Regions from separate parts of the Homo sapiens genome. Here region 2 is linked to region 1. Evidence: chromatin contacts called from ENCODE Hi-C data. All regions are on one chromosome and are shown on one strand. Each heading gives the region's core, a stretch centred on a gene start or an enhancer-like site at or near the end of the contact. The rest is flanking DNA. Distances are from core to core; before and after follow the strand shown.

Region 1 (6,356 bases), core at 1,281-3,780:
TGAATTACACCTTGTACTCTGTCTAGGGGCCCTCATGTTCTCAGGAAACCTGAAAGCAAGGTACATTTCTTAAGTTATTTCAGGATGCTCTCCAACAGGGAGACCAGATCGCTTTGGAAAAGCATATTCATTATTCACAATACCTGTTAGGTCACCAGAATACATCCTCTCTCTCTCCCTGGCTTTCCAGGTGAACCACAGGCTTCTGCAATTCCTTCCCACCTGAGTTTCTCACCTCCTAAAATCATGCACACAGCCTCCCTGGTCCCTGCCTTGTCTCTGCCAAGGCAGTAGCACCCAAACCTTGCCATCCAACCTTTTGGACACATTAAGGTTTAAAATGTGCTTTCCTTTAACGTATAATTTAATCAGTTTTAAAAGCTAAGATGCCTATTCCCAATGAGGCCGTTGACCTTGTTCCAAAGCAATTGCTTGTAAATTGTTGTAGAAAACAAAATAATATCCCCTCTTAAAGTGTCTTGCTATTCCTCCAAGGATGGGGTAAAACAGGTGTTGGTTTTTCTCCTCCTCTAACCTTCGAAGGCATAATTTTGGCTCCTTCCTGTGGTAGCTGCCATTCTTTAATTGTTACCGTCCCTTTCCAGGCTACAGGGGGAACGTGACGAAAAATATAAAAAGATTTGGCAGAACAAACTGTCTTGAGTCCAGTGGTTCCCAATGTGGGCTGCATATTAAAATATCTTGAAGAATTAAAAAATAATTCCTGATACCAGGCCCCAGACCAATTAAGTCAGAAACTGCAGGAGTAAGACCCAGTTAATGAGTAGTTTTTAAAGCTACTCAGGTGTTTCCAATGTGCAGCCAAGCCTAAGCATAACTACATCAGCCTGGTGGAAGAAACAGGTATTTCGAATAGGATGGGGCCTGGAAAATGAAAGACATGGGAATAATTTTAATGACTACATTTCAGAGAAATTGTTCTTGACATTGGAACCAACTATATCCTCTAATTAGGCAACAAAAGGCATATATATGTATATTTTTAAAAGTAGATAAGCAAATATAAATTATTTCTCTAAAAGTTAACATGTTTTTAAAAAAAAGCATAATTTGTAATGGCAAAATTGATATTTTCCACAACAGGTAACATGCAGGAGCGATTTAGAATACAAAAGGACTTTCCAAAGGCAAGTCATCCAGATGTCCAAATGGTGGTGAATACAGCCTCTGGAGTATACGTGGGTGGAAATAAAAGTCAATTTCACAGTGGTTAGCCACCTCCCTGAGCCTTTTTTTTCCCCTGGTGGGACACTGAGACACTCGCAAAGCAGCAAAAGGTCTCAGTGGACCCTTCTTGCCATTACTCATGGGTGTGGAGTTTATGGAACACATGGAGGCCGCAGTGGGAGAGACCTGAGGCTGCAGAGGAACCACCCGAACCTTGCTACAGCACCAGCAGTATGGGTCCGACTGCTTTCTTGGCCACTCATATCCAGTGGATGGAATTTGAGACAGCCTGTGTCCATACTAGATTCCACTCTGCTGATTCATACCAGAATGAGGTTCTAGAGTACAAATATTCACAACCAGAAAGCACATCTGGCCTCAGTGCAGCTTTGTTTACTTTGCTACTTAGGAAAAAAAAAAATCTTGAAAAGCGAGTTGCTTTTGCCTTAATTCAGTTCAAATACATTCTAAGCTTCCTTCAACTGAGTCACAGTGTCCTCTATCATGCAAAATCTTTATTATTTCCTTGGCCAGACATAGGGCCATATTGATGAATTCCAAGTGTGCTTTCTAACCAAGGCTGGTTCACAACAAAAAGCTGCTTCAGCTCTGAGTCATCACCTCAAATAACTGATTTCTCTTCTCAGGAATGAGACTAGCAACTTTAATCCATAATTTTCTTCCTCTTCTAACAACTTTTCTCAACCATATTTCCACACTTATTTTTTCTTCTGCATTTAGACCAGAAAGTAAATCTGGTTTGTTTCTTTTGAAACAAAAATGCACAGCTGGAAAGCCAGCTATTTTGAGGCGTGAGTGCACAGTTCCAAGGCAGCATACCTAAAATCCCCCAGAGCTACCAAAACACCATTTACTCTTTTCATTTCTTACATGCAAGAACTAATCATTTCCCCAAGAAGCCAGCTCCCTGGTGTTGGAGCTGAACAAACATAAAATGAGATTTGGGAGAAAGAGGGCAGCATTTCTAAGACTTCCCTTACTCGGAAAACAACGGAAGTCAACAAAATGCTCAATGCATGCGATCAGTACACAGAGTGGGTTTGCTGGATGGTGTAAAGCAACGACATTAAGGACACAATGGGTCCAGAGGGAACCAGCTGGCTGAGATGTTCTGCTAGCAAGTTAAACATAGACAGGAAACCGCGTGTCTGATACTGTAAAAAAATAATTTGTCTTCCTGCCAGAGATAGGCTAGCAAACCAAAAAGGCTGTTTTCACTTAAAAGAAATGCTACAACAATGAGAGAGGAAGGAATGAAACTTTGTGGCTACAAGAAGTCTTCTTCTCTGCCCCTCTCTCAACATCTCAGGTTAGAGGGCACACATCACCACACTAAATGCTAAAGCCTGCACATAGCTTGCGAGTCAGCAACGTGCACCACTGGGCATACATCTTATGGTCTGCTTCCCTATTTAACCACATAGATTGAACTTTGAGTCAGAAGTGGTTACTCAAGTCCTGGTTTCTAAGCTAGCAAGATATAATTGATTTATTTACTTACAGTCCTATCCCATTCCCAAAAACAACAACAACGACAACAACAAAAAACACAGTGAAAGAAGATACAGTCAAGACAGGAGCTATAATTATGACAAATGGAATATAAATGTGAGAAAACAGGGTAAAAACTGGTAAGCAAGAGTGATATTAGTATGCTAAATGTGTAGGTACATATTTGCTAGAAGCATGATTCAGATTTGACTCTAAGCTTTTCTGGTAGTTAGCATTTGAGAGAGAAACACAAAAACCATGAATATCTCTATCAGGGGTTGGCCTGAGCCCTGTTTTTGTAAATGAAGTTGTACTGGAACACAGCCACGTCCAATCACTTACACACTGTCTGTGGCTGCTACCACAGAAGAGTTGAGTAGCTGTGACAGAGACTCTGCCCTGCAAAGCTGAAAATATTTACTATCTTGCCTGTTATCAAAGAAGTTTGCAGACCCCTGCTCGGTATGCTTCAAAGTGTCCTTAAGATCAGAGGCAAACAGGTCGTCATGAGGAGAACACCTTTCTAAAACAGAGAGCCAAAATAAATGTCTCCTGGCTTCCTCATGAAGATAACAATACAATGCAGTGAACAGCATCCTCCACATTCTTTACAGTAAACATACCACTTTGATTCACAGGACTCCTTATAATGGGGAGCACCTCAATAGGACTCAGGTGGAGGAATTTGCAGGGAAGAGGAGAATACATGACGTTGGTACAAATCTCCTCACTCATCCAGCTAAAGGCAAAGATAAGAAATTTGAATCTAGTGGAACAGTAATAACTATTTACAGTCAAAATTCATTAAGTGCTCACTCTGTGCCAGGTGCCGTGCCAAGTTCTCTACATAAATAAATACATTTATCCTCAAAATAATCCTATTAAAAGTATTCATTATTTCTACTCCCATTTTTCAGAGAGGTAAACAAGTAGTTACCCCAAGAACCAAGAGCTTACACACGGCTGAGCTGGGATCTGAACACAGGCAATCAGCAGGGAAGCCATGCTCTCAGCCCTGCCCTCTGTTGTCTTCCCAACAGATGAGCATCTTACTGGCCATCGTTTATACACATCATTTCTCACGGACATGGAAACAGTGTCAGCCTGAGGTTGTGCCTCTTGCCAAGGACATGCTCAGTGATGGGTCTGGGCTGCCGTTTGGCAAACAGAACAGGTAGCCTCTTATGTAAGTTGTGCAGCCTCCCATGGGTTAAGACTGATAAAAAAGCAAACACACCACCACCACGGGAATGTGGAAGGGTAAGGGTATTCCTTCTATAAGAGACAAGATTATCTGGTTCTTCTATGATTCTCCTACGGACAAAAAGTGAGGAACAAACTATGAGATCTTGGAAAATCCCAGCTCCTCTCTGGAGACCCACTTTTTTGTCATTAAAATGAGAAGTCTGGAGGAGCCAATTCACGGGTTTCACTTCATCATAAAAATGTAATGAGTCTATGAAACAAGACAACACACCTGAAAGTAGTTAGCACAGGTGCACACATTCAGAGTAGGCTGCAATCCAAGGCAGCGATCATCACTATAGTTGTTCTATGAGTTCCCACAGCCTAGGCCATGGGCTTGCCACCACCTTGCCTACATTTCAATTGGAAAAGGGGTGGGACCCTGGTCCTGCAAACAAACTACTGAAAGTCTAGGACTTGGGTCCAATGCTATCCCTTTCCTATATGGCCCCAGTGCCTCTCATTTTCTAGAATAAGCAGTTCAGTTCTAAGTTAGCAGGAAAAGCAAGATGGCCAAGATCCAGTCATTTGGGAGCTGGAAGTGGTCCAGCAGCATGCCTCCCTTCATCCTCCTTGGCTTACCATCTTGTTTTCCACGTACCCACCTTCAGCAGACAATCTTAGCAAACAACCCAAGAATGAACTGATTCAGGCCAACTCTTCTTAGAACCACACTATTACTCTCCAGGGCTTTCCAAGGCCACCAAACATCTCCTTCATTGATCCAGTTCAAAACAGTATCTTGTACAATGCATCTTGAAAACATTCGCAAATGTCTTCTTGTTTTGGGAAATATTAAGGGATAGTCCCACAGATAAACTAATACAAATACAATAAACTAACATGAACATGATCACAGAAACAAAAGAAATGCTTACTGAAAAGGTGTCTGATTTTCTCCACATTAAGATCCACACCAGAACAACATTTGTGGAGTATATTTAAAAAATAAACTATTGTCACTGCTGAAAAAGACCCACATGCCACTGGAGAGCTCTGTTACACAAGCTGACTGAGTAAAGTATATTTAGTTCATTTCCAAATGACCAGGCTTTAGACCAAATTTATTCCTCATGGGCCCATTAGCTCAGGGAGTTACCAGCATGAAGTTAATAAGACCTCCATCTCTGGTTCCATCCCTACCTGGTGAGTTCACACCAGTGCTTCTCACACTTCAGTGTGCAAACAAATCACTGAAGGCCTTGTTACAGGCAGATGCTAATGCAATAGGCCCCAGAGGACCCAAGGTTGTGCAGTTCTAATAAGCTCCCGGGTGATCCTGCTGCTGCTGGTCTAGACACTTTCAGTAGCAACGGTTTATACCGTTCAGAAGAGGTATGTGTCTTGGTGTAGAGTGTTCTCGTTAATCAGGGGAAGAAGAAGTAAGAAAGGATGCACCTACTGTGTGCCAGCCACTGTGCTGGGCGCTCCCAAGCATCATCTCCTTAAATCCCACAACAACCCACAGGTACCATTTATCAGCACTACTTGGCCAATAATGGCGCAGTCATTCAAAGAGAAGGCCTTGTGGCCCAAAGCAAGCTTTCCATGGAAAAAATGAAGAGGGAATGAATCCCTTTGGCAAGTACAGAACTGCGATTACCCTAATCACTTATGTGAAAGGCACTTGTGGGTTGTTTCAGTTTTATTTAGCTGCTTCCTGCTGTGATTCTGAGTCAAAACAGGAACAACGTGTCTAATTTGTAATATTATCCAACAATGACAGGGATGTGGTTAGCTTTGATTAGAAATTCTAGACTCAGCATGCTCCCCTTGCCTCTGTGAAGGCATGTGGAGAAAAAGAGAAACTGGATGAAACAGGGATTAAAGCAAAGTGAGCCCCTCCAAAACCTTGTGGTGTGATATGTAGGTATCCAAATGCTCAGTTTATGCACCACAGTCAGCACTCAACTACAAAACTTCAGTGTTAGAACAGACCGAAGGCTACACAGGCCTGGTTTCCTGCATTCAGACAAGCACAAGTCACCAGCCCTCTATAAAAAGCCCAACTACTGCTAACAGCTAACAGACAGTGACATGTCAGGCAACGTTGCAAGCACTTTACATGCATTAATCTACTCAATCCTCACAACACCTCCCACCCGCTTTGTATTTCCATTTTACAGATGAAGAGACTGAAGCATGGAGATGTCAAGTCACTGGCCCAACATAGCAGAGCTAATAAGCTGTAGAATAAGCCTTAAATCCAGGAGATCTAGCTCATTCTTGAGTATTACACTAGACCGTTTCTCTCTTACCTAAACCAGCAGAAATCACCTCTTCGCTCAGTGTTCCACAAATTAAATGTCTGACTGCACTTGGAAACCATTTATGAAATGAATAAAACTGAGTTGTTGTGTTTGATTCTTACAGGTTCAGTGAGAGATCAATAACCATATCATGTCTTTGCA
Region 2 (6,356 bases), core at 1,608-4,107, 2.0 Mb before region 1:
ACCTTAAGTCCTTTCATGACCCTTTTTTCTTACCTGATGAAGAACACACACACAAGACCCTCCGTGACAAATATCCTGACCTCGTGAGCTCAGAGAGGAAGCAGCATGTAAGATAGACTGAATGAATAGTGTTCACCAGACGGAGAAGAGAAAGGACACTACGGCTCAAAAGCTCAAAAAACACAATGCTTTGCAACAGTAATTTATGATGTGAAGAGCTGGGTGGGTTGATACAGAAATCCAGCTGGAAATAGATTTTGAAGATGCTCACAAACCACATTAGAGTGAGGACGGCAGGGCGCGGTGGCTCACGCCTGTAATCCCAGCACTTTGGGAGGGCGAGGCAGGCGGATCACAAGGTCAGGAAATGGAGACCATCCTGGCTAACATGGTGAAACCCTGTCTCTACTAAAAAATACAAAAAAATTAGCAGGGCGTGGTGGCGGGCGCCTGTAGTCCCAGCTACTCGGGTGGCTGAGGCAGGAGAATGGCGTGAACCCGGGAGGCGGAGCTTGCAATGAGCCGATATCGCACCACTGCACTCCAGCCTGGGTGACAGAGCGAGACTCCGTCTCAAAAAAAAAAAAAAAAACAAAAAAAAAAAACCGTGAGGACTTAAAAGGAGAAAGAAAATACAATAAAAATTAAATAAAAAGAATGATGACTTGATGCCCAAAGCATGTACAGTCTTAGAAACTTTATAGGAAGGGGAATGACAGGATTCAATGAATGTCTTAGGACATAAAAAAAGCGGGGGGCGACAGTGAGGAAAATGGATGGGATAGGAAGAGACAAGAGACAAACACCAGTGAGAAGACTACTCAATGCGACATAGATCATATTAAAAGATAAAGGCCAGAAACACAGCAGATGAGATGGAGATGAGCAGAGATTCAAAGGAGCTACACTAAACACTCATCTATTTTATTCAAATTTAACCTTATATCAAAGCAGGAAGTTTCCTTCAATATGGCCTATAAACTTAAACCAATGAAAAAAACAGTCCCCTAATCACTGTGGACCTTATTCTTCAACTACACACATTACACAGCTCTTACCAAACAGGAGTGCAGCTAGGATATGCCTGTCTCCTCCAACAGACTGAACAGCAGGTCTTCAAAGGCAGGGAGTGTGTCATATCCATTATTCAACACTCAATCTTTGCGAATGAATAAATGAACAAGTAGAAGGCTTTATGACTGAGGATTTGAAAACTGGATGGGCTTTAGGTCTAAAAGGGTGATTTCGGGCAAGCGCAATGGTATGAGCAAGTAGGAATGGTAAATGTGGGGAACACAGACACTATTCTAAAATAAGGAGGAAGATGTTGGTCCCCTGGTCCAGCCTTGGACAGGCCATGCCGTTTTCCTGTCTAATAGTCTCTCCCTCATCCACCTTTCCTCATTTCTTATGGCTCATTCCCTCACTTCTTACATATCTCTGCTCAAATATCATCTCACCAGAGGCCTTCCCTGAACAACCTATCCAAAATTTCACAGCACATTCCTTATACCCTCTCAAGGCCTTTGTTCTGTTGTTTTTCTTCTTAGATTATTGAAGAGATCCTCTAATGATTTTTATTCCTCTGTACCTAAAATAGAATTGGCTTAATTTCCAAGTGAAGTTCATTTGTCAGTTATTGTGACCAGAACCTACTAAAATCCACAGCACACTGAGTTTTTCTTTAATTTTAAATTAAATTCACTGTAAAAATTTTAAGTTCCATCACTTTTAAATCCTGTCACTTAAGTTCTTTCCAATAAAACCTGGATGCCACAAAGAATATGAATTTCTTGCGGGAAACATTCCGGACAAGGTCAGGAAATAATTTTATATTCCTTAATGTGGAAGATTCTAGGAATGGGAGCAATAATCCATAAAGAAAACCATTGAGATTAAGTAATTTCGAGGAACTAGAGCAATTAAGTACCAAATGCAAGATTTTAGGAGCACAGACTGTAGAGAGACAATAGGATTTTATGCCTTTTTAAATAAGTGGTTTACTTTGAGAGGCCAAGGCGGAAGGATCGCTTGGGCCCAGAAGTTCGAGATCAGCCTGGGCACCATAGCGAGACCCCCGCCCGTCTCTATCAAGAAAAAAAAAAGTGGTTTTTACAAAGTTAATTTCACAGGAGTCAATGACCAGAGGAAGCCACATGTGGTCAAAACAGCCCAGGTGAATCCCAGCCTCAGCCACGCGATATTATAGGCAGATGTGTGCTCCAGGGTGACTTTCTCTTGTCTGCTTTTCCCACGAAGAAGCGGAAAATTCTGCGAAGCGGCAAAATACATTTAAGCTTTTTGGGCCGGAGTTATTCTGAAGAGCAGGGCAAAGGCGGCCAGTGGCGACTTCAAATACTGCACTTGAGTAAAACAACTATTGGACCCGGGGCCCGAAGACTCATGTTAGCGACAGCCGAGACAGAGGATGGGGTAAAGAAATGCACGCCCAAATTCAAGTCGCCCTGGAGTCCCCACCCCGGGCCCCGCCGCCTCCGAGTTCAGGGTCCGCCCGGCCCCGCACGTCCCGCCGTCTCGTCGCTCGGGACATTGGCGCCCTACCTGCAGGCTTGTCTGCAGCCATCTTCCCGCTTCGACTCGGGTTCTTCCCTGCAGGTGGCGTGGCCCTGACTCCCGCCGCCGGGCTGGCCGCTGTCCTGGACCTCCGAGGACAACTCTGTGCCTACCCCGGCTCCGGGCCCCCAGGTTCCGGCTAGAGGAGTGGGCAGACGGCGGGCTGAGGAAGTGACGAGAGCTAGTTCCCGTCGTCTAGCAACAGCAACAGCTTCCCCACCAAGGGACCGCCACAGCCTCCCGCCATACACAGCTTCCGCCTCACGGCGTCCCGGTACCCACTACTTCCGGGGGCGGCAGCCTGCCGCGCCTGGAGCGCCGGCGTGGGAACTGCTACTGGCCCCGCCCCACGCCGACGTCCCCTCCGCGCCCCGCCTCCGGCCGGACGTACTCTGGCTGGAACCTCTGGATGTTCACAGGGCTGACGCGGTGGGACGTACGCGCGTCTGTCCTTTGCTTACTCTAATTAAAACACCGAGGTGTCAGAGCTTTTGTCCCTCAATGTTACATAATATTACAATAACCACATCTGACATTTATGTGCTAAGCACTGAGCCCTGCACTTGGTCTGTACTATCTCATTGATTTCTTGCAACCCCATGAGAGAGGCGCTGTTGAGGATTCCCGTTTAAAAAGAAACGCCTTTTATTTTAGAATAGTTGTAGTTGTGCAGAAAAGTTGCAAAGATGACACCTAGAGTTCCTGTCTCCTCACCTAGTTTCTCCTATTGTGAACATCTTAATTATTTTACTATGTTACGTTGATCACATCTAAGAAACCAGTTTGATTGGCGCACTATTACTCACTAAACTACACATTTTATTCACATTTACCAGCTTTCTTTCAATGTCCTTTTTTTGTTGTTGTTCCAGGATCCTGTCCAGGACACCATATTGCATTTATTCATTATGTCGTCTTAGGCTATTTTTGGCTGTGGCAGTTTCTCAGATTCTTCTTGTTTTTGATGACCTTGACAGTTTTGAAGAGTTACTCCTCAGATATTTGGTGGAATGTGCCTCAATTTGGGTTTGGCCAATATTTTTCTCATGGTTAGACTGGGGTTTTGGGTGTTTAGGAGGAAGACCACAAGGTGACTGGCTGTTCTCATCACATAGAATCAAGGGTACATGCTGTCAAAATGACATCACTGATCATGTTAACCTTGATTACCTCTCTAAGGTAGTGCTTGCCAGTTTTCTCTACTGTGCAATTACTCCTCCTACCCTTCCACACTACTTTGGAACCAAGTCAATAAATGCAACCCACACTCAAGGTGGGAAGGCGGGGTATTTAAGCTCTACCTCCTGCAGTGGGGAGTATGTACATAAATTATCTTCCCCAAGGGAAGTTTGCCTCTTCTCCCTCACTTAGCTATTTATATCAGTATGGACTCATGGATGTTTATCTTATAATGGTTACATTCCAATACTACATTATTTTGTTGCTAAAATTGTCCCAGCTTTGTTAATTGGGAGATTTTTCAGGTTTGTACCTGTTTTTTTCTTTTTTTTTAACTTTTGTTTTAAACTTTCTTTTAAAAAAGTATTTGTTTTTGGCCGGGCGTGGTGGCTCACACCTGCAATCCCAGCACTTTGGGAGGCCAAGGCAAGTGGATCACTTGAGGTCAGGAGTTTGTGACCAGCCTGGCCAACATGGTGAAACCCCGTCTCTACTAAAAATACAAAAATTAGCTGGGCGTGGTGGTGTGCACCTGTAATCCCAGCTACTTGGGAGGCTCAGGCAGGAGAATCCCTTGAATCCGGGAGGCGGAGATTGCAGTGAGCCAAGATTGCCCCACTGCACTCCAGCCTGGGCAACAGAGTGAGACTCTGTCTCAAAAAAAAAAAAAAGTATTTGTTTTTTCTTAAACTTTTTAATTCAGGCTAACATACACAAAGAAAAGTGCATGAATCATAAGTACAGTGTATTGACTTTTCATCAACTCAACACATACATATAACTAGCACCCAGAGAAAGGGCAGAGCTTTACCCATATCTGGGAGTTCCCCTCATGCCTCTTCCCATCTCTCCACAAAGATAATCATTATGCTGACATTTAACACTATGGATTAGCTTCACCTGCTTTTAAACTTAATGTATATACATTATACAATATATTTTTTAGGGTCTAGCTTCTTTTGCTCGATAGTATGAGATTCATTGACATTGTTGAATGAAGTTGTATTTGTTTCTCATTGTTATATATTATAATGTTACATTATGTGAATATTCCTTAATTTATGTATTCATTTTATTGTTGGGCATTTGGATATTTTATCTATTTTGAATAGGGCCAATATGATTACTCTAGTATGACTTTTGATGAATATGTGCCCACCATAAAAAGGCATACCTGGCTGGGCAAAGGCATACCTGGCCGGGCACGGTGGCTAATGCCTGTAATCCCAGCACTTTGGGAGGCCGAGGCAGGCAGATTACCTGAGATCAGGAGTTTGAGATCAGCCTGGCCAACATGGTGAAACCCCGTCTCTACTAAAAAAAAATACAAAAATTAGCCGGGCGTTGTGGCGGGTGCCTGTAATCCCAGCTACTTGGCAGGCTGAGGCAGGAGAATTGTTTGAACCCGGGAGGCAGAGGTTGCAGTGAGCCGAGGTCGTGCCATTGCACTGCAGCCTGGCCAACAAGAGCAAAAGTCTATCTCAAAAATAAATAAATAAATAAATAAAATAAAGAATAAAAAATAATAAAAAGGCACACCTGAAGTGTAGTAGGGAGCCTCTTAATGAAAAGGAATTAGGAGGAATCTCTTATAGAATTTGGGCTTATTCTAGAGGGATTGGGAAAGTAGGAGGCCAAATTTGAATTGGATGCTGTCAGGAAACAAGCAATTCAGTCTTGGTTTTATCTAAACAGAAGGAGGAACAAAGCAAGCTAGAGCTGTCATTGGTTAAAAAAAAAGCGGGATCATTTACATTAGAAGAAGGGGGTGTTTTCCCATTTGTGTGGTTGTTGAGGGCCTTGTTTCTGTCTTGTCCAAAACACGATCATGGTGAAACTGTCTATGAACATTGTTCATATTCTGTGAGTGCTGTTTATGTCCAGTTGGGAACATTCTACTAACAGAACTGTTTTTTTTTTTTTAATTTTCTTAGTCCCCTTTTCACTTTCTCACATGTGGTCACATCTATGTTGGTTCTTGTCCCCCATTTCATAGATAGGGAAACTGAGGCACAGATGTTAATCCACTTTCCCAAGCCACAAGACTGGTAAATGGCTATTATCTTAACCACTACATTCTAGATTCTAGGATTTGCTATTATATTGAAGATATTTGGGCTCTCTTCCCTCTACTTTCCGTATCAGCAGCTCTCCCTTTTTTCACAATCAGGCTGACATCAATGATGGATAACTAATTCAGGAGTGGGGAGGTGGAAAAGCTCAGTAGGATTTTGCTCCGTCATAAACTACGGTGAGTCACTTTACCTCCAGCTAATAATGATACCACTATCCATTCACAGTACTTTAGACTGTATGTGGTTTGTTTGTTTGTGTCTGTGTTTTGAGACAGGTTTCACTCTGTTACCCAGGCTGCAGTGCAGTGGTATAATCATGGCTCACTCCAGCCTCTAACTCCCAGTTTCAGGTGATTCTCCCACCTTAGCCTCCCAAGTAGCTGGGACTACAGGTGCACGCCACCACACCTGACTAATTTTTTATATTTTTGTTATTTTTATTTTTATTATTATTTATTTATTTATTTATTTATTTTGAGATGGAATTTCTCTCTTGTCAACCAGGCTAGAGTGCAGTGATGCGATCTT

What was found. A loop is a pair of places that touch in the nucleus more often than their neighbours do. Pooled maps may share reads with other maps.
Region 2: a loop to region 1 is called in a pooled map, with 5 times the contacts of the local background. The contact joins the promoter of CNOT10 here to the enhancer-like site in region 1. A Hi-C loop is called at or near these places in 1 of 168 maps with a recorded cell type or tissue (CD4-positive, alpha-beta memory T cell), 1 of 37 single-sample maps with no recorded cell type and 6 of 50 pooled maps.

Annotation. Positions count from the first base shown.
Region 1 is chr3:30,654,790-30,661,145 of GRCh38, reverse strand. The region is part of intron 3 of TGFBR2 (transforming growth factor beta receptor 2); the gene reads right to left. Among named protein-coding and RNA genes, the nearest start is that of TGFBR2, 51 kb to the right of the region's middle. Within about 2 kb of position 2,530, at least 20 of the 41 ENCODE cell types and tissues checked have a DNase peak (open chromatin) inside an H3K27ac peak, as active enhancers do.
Region 2 is chr3:32,681,689-32,688,044 of GRCh38, reverse strand. It overlaps CNOT10 (CCR4-NOT transcription complex subunit 10), which reads right to left and starts at 2,857. Exons shown (of 19, transcript NM_015442.3): 1 at 2,563-2,857. The coding sequence starts at 2,584. RefSeq lists a silencer at 2,747-3,056.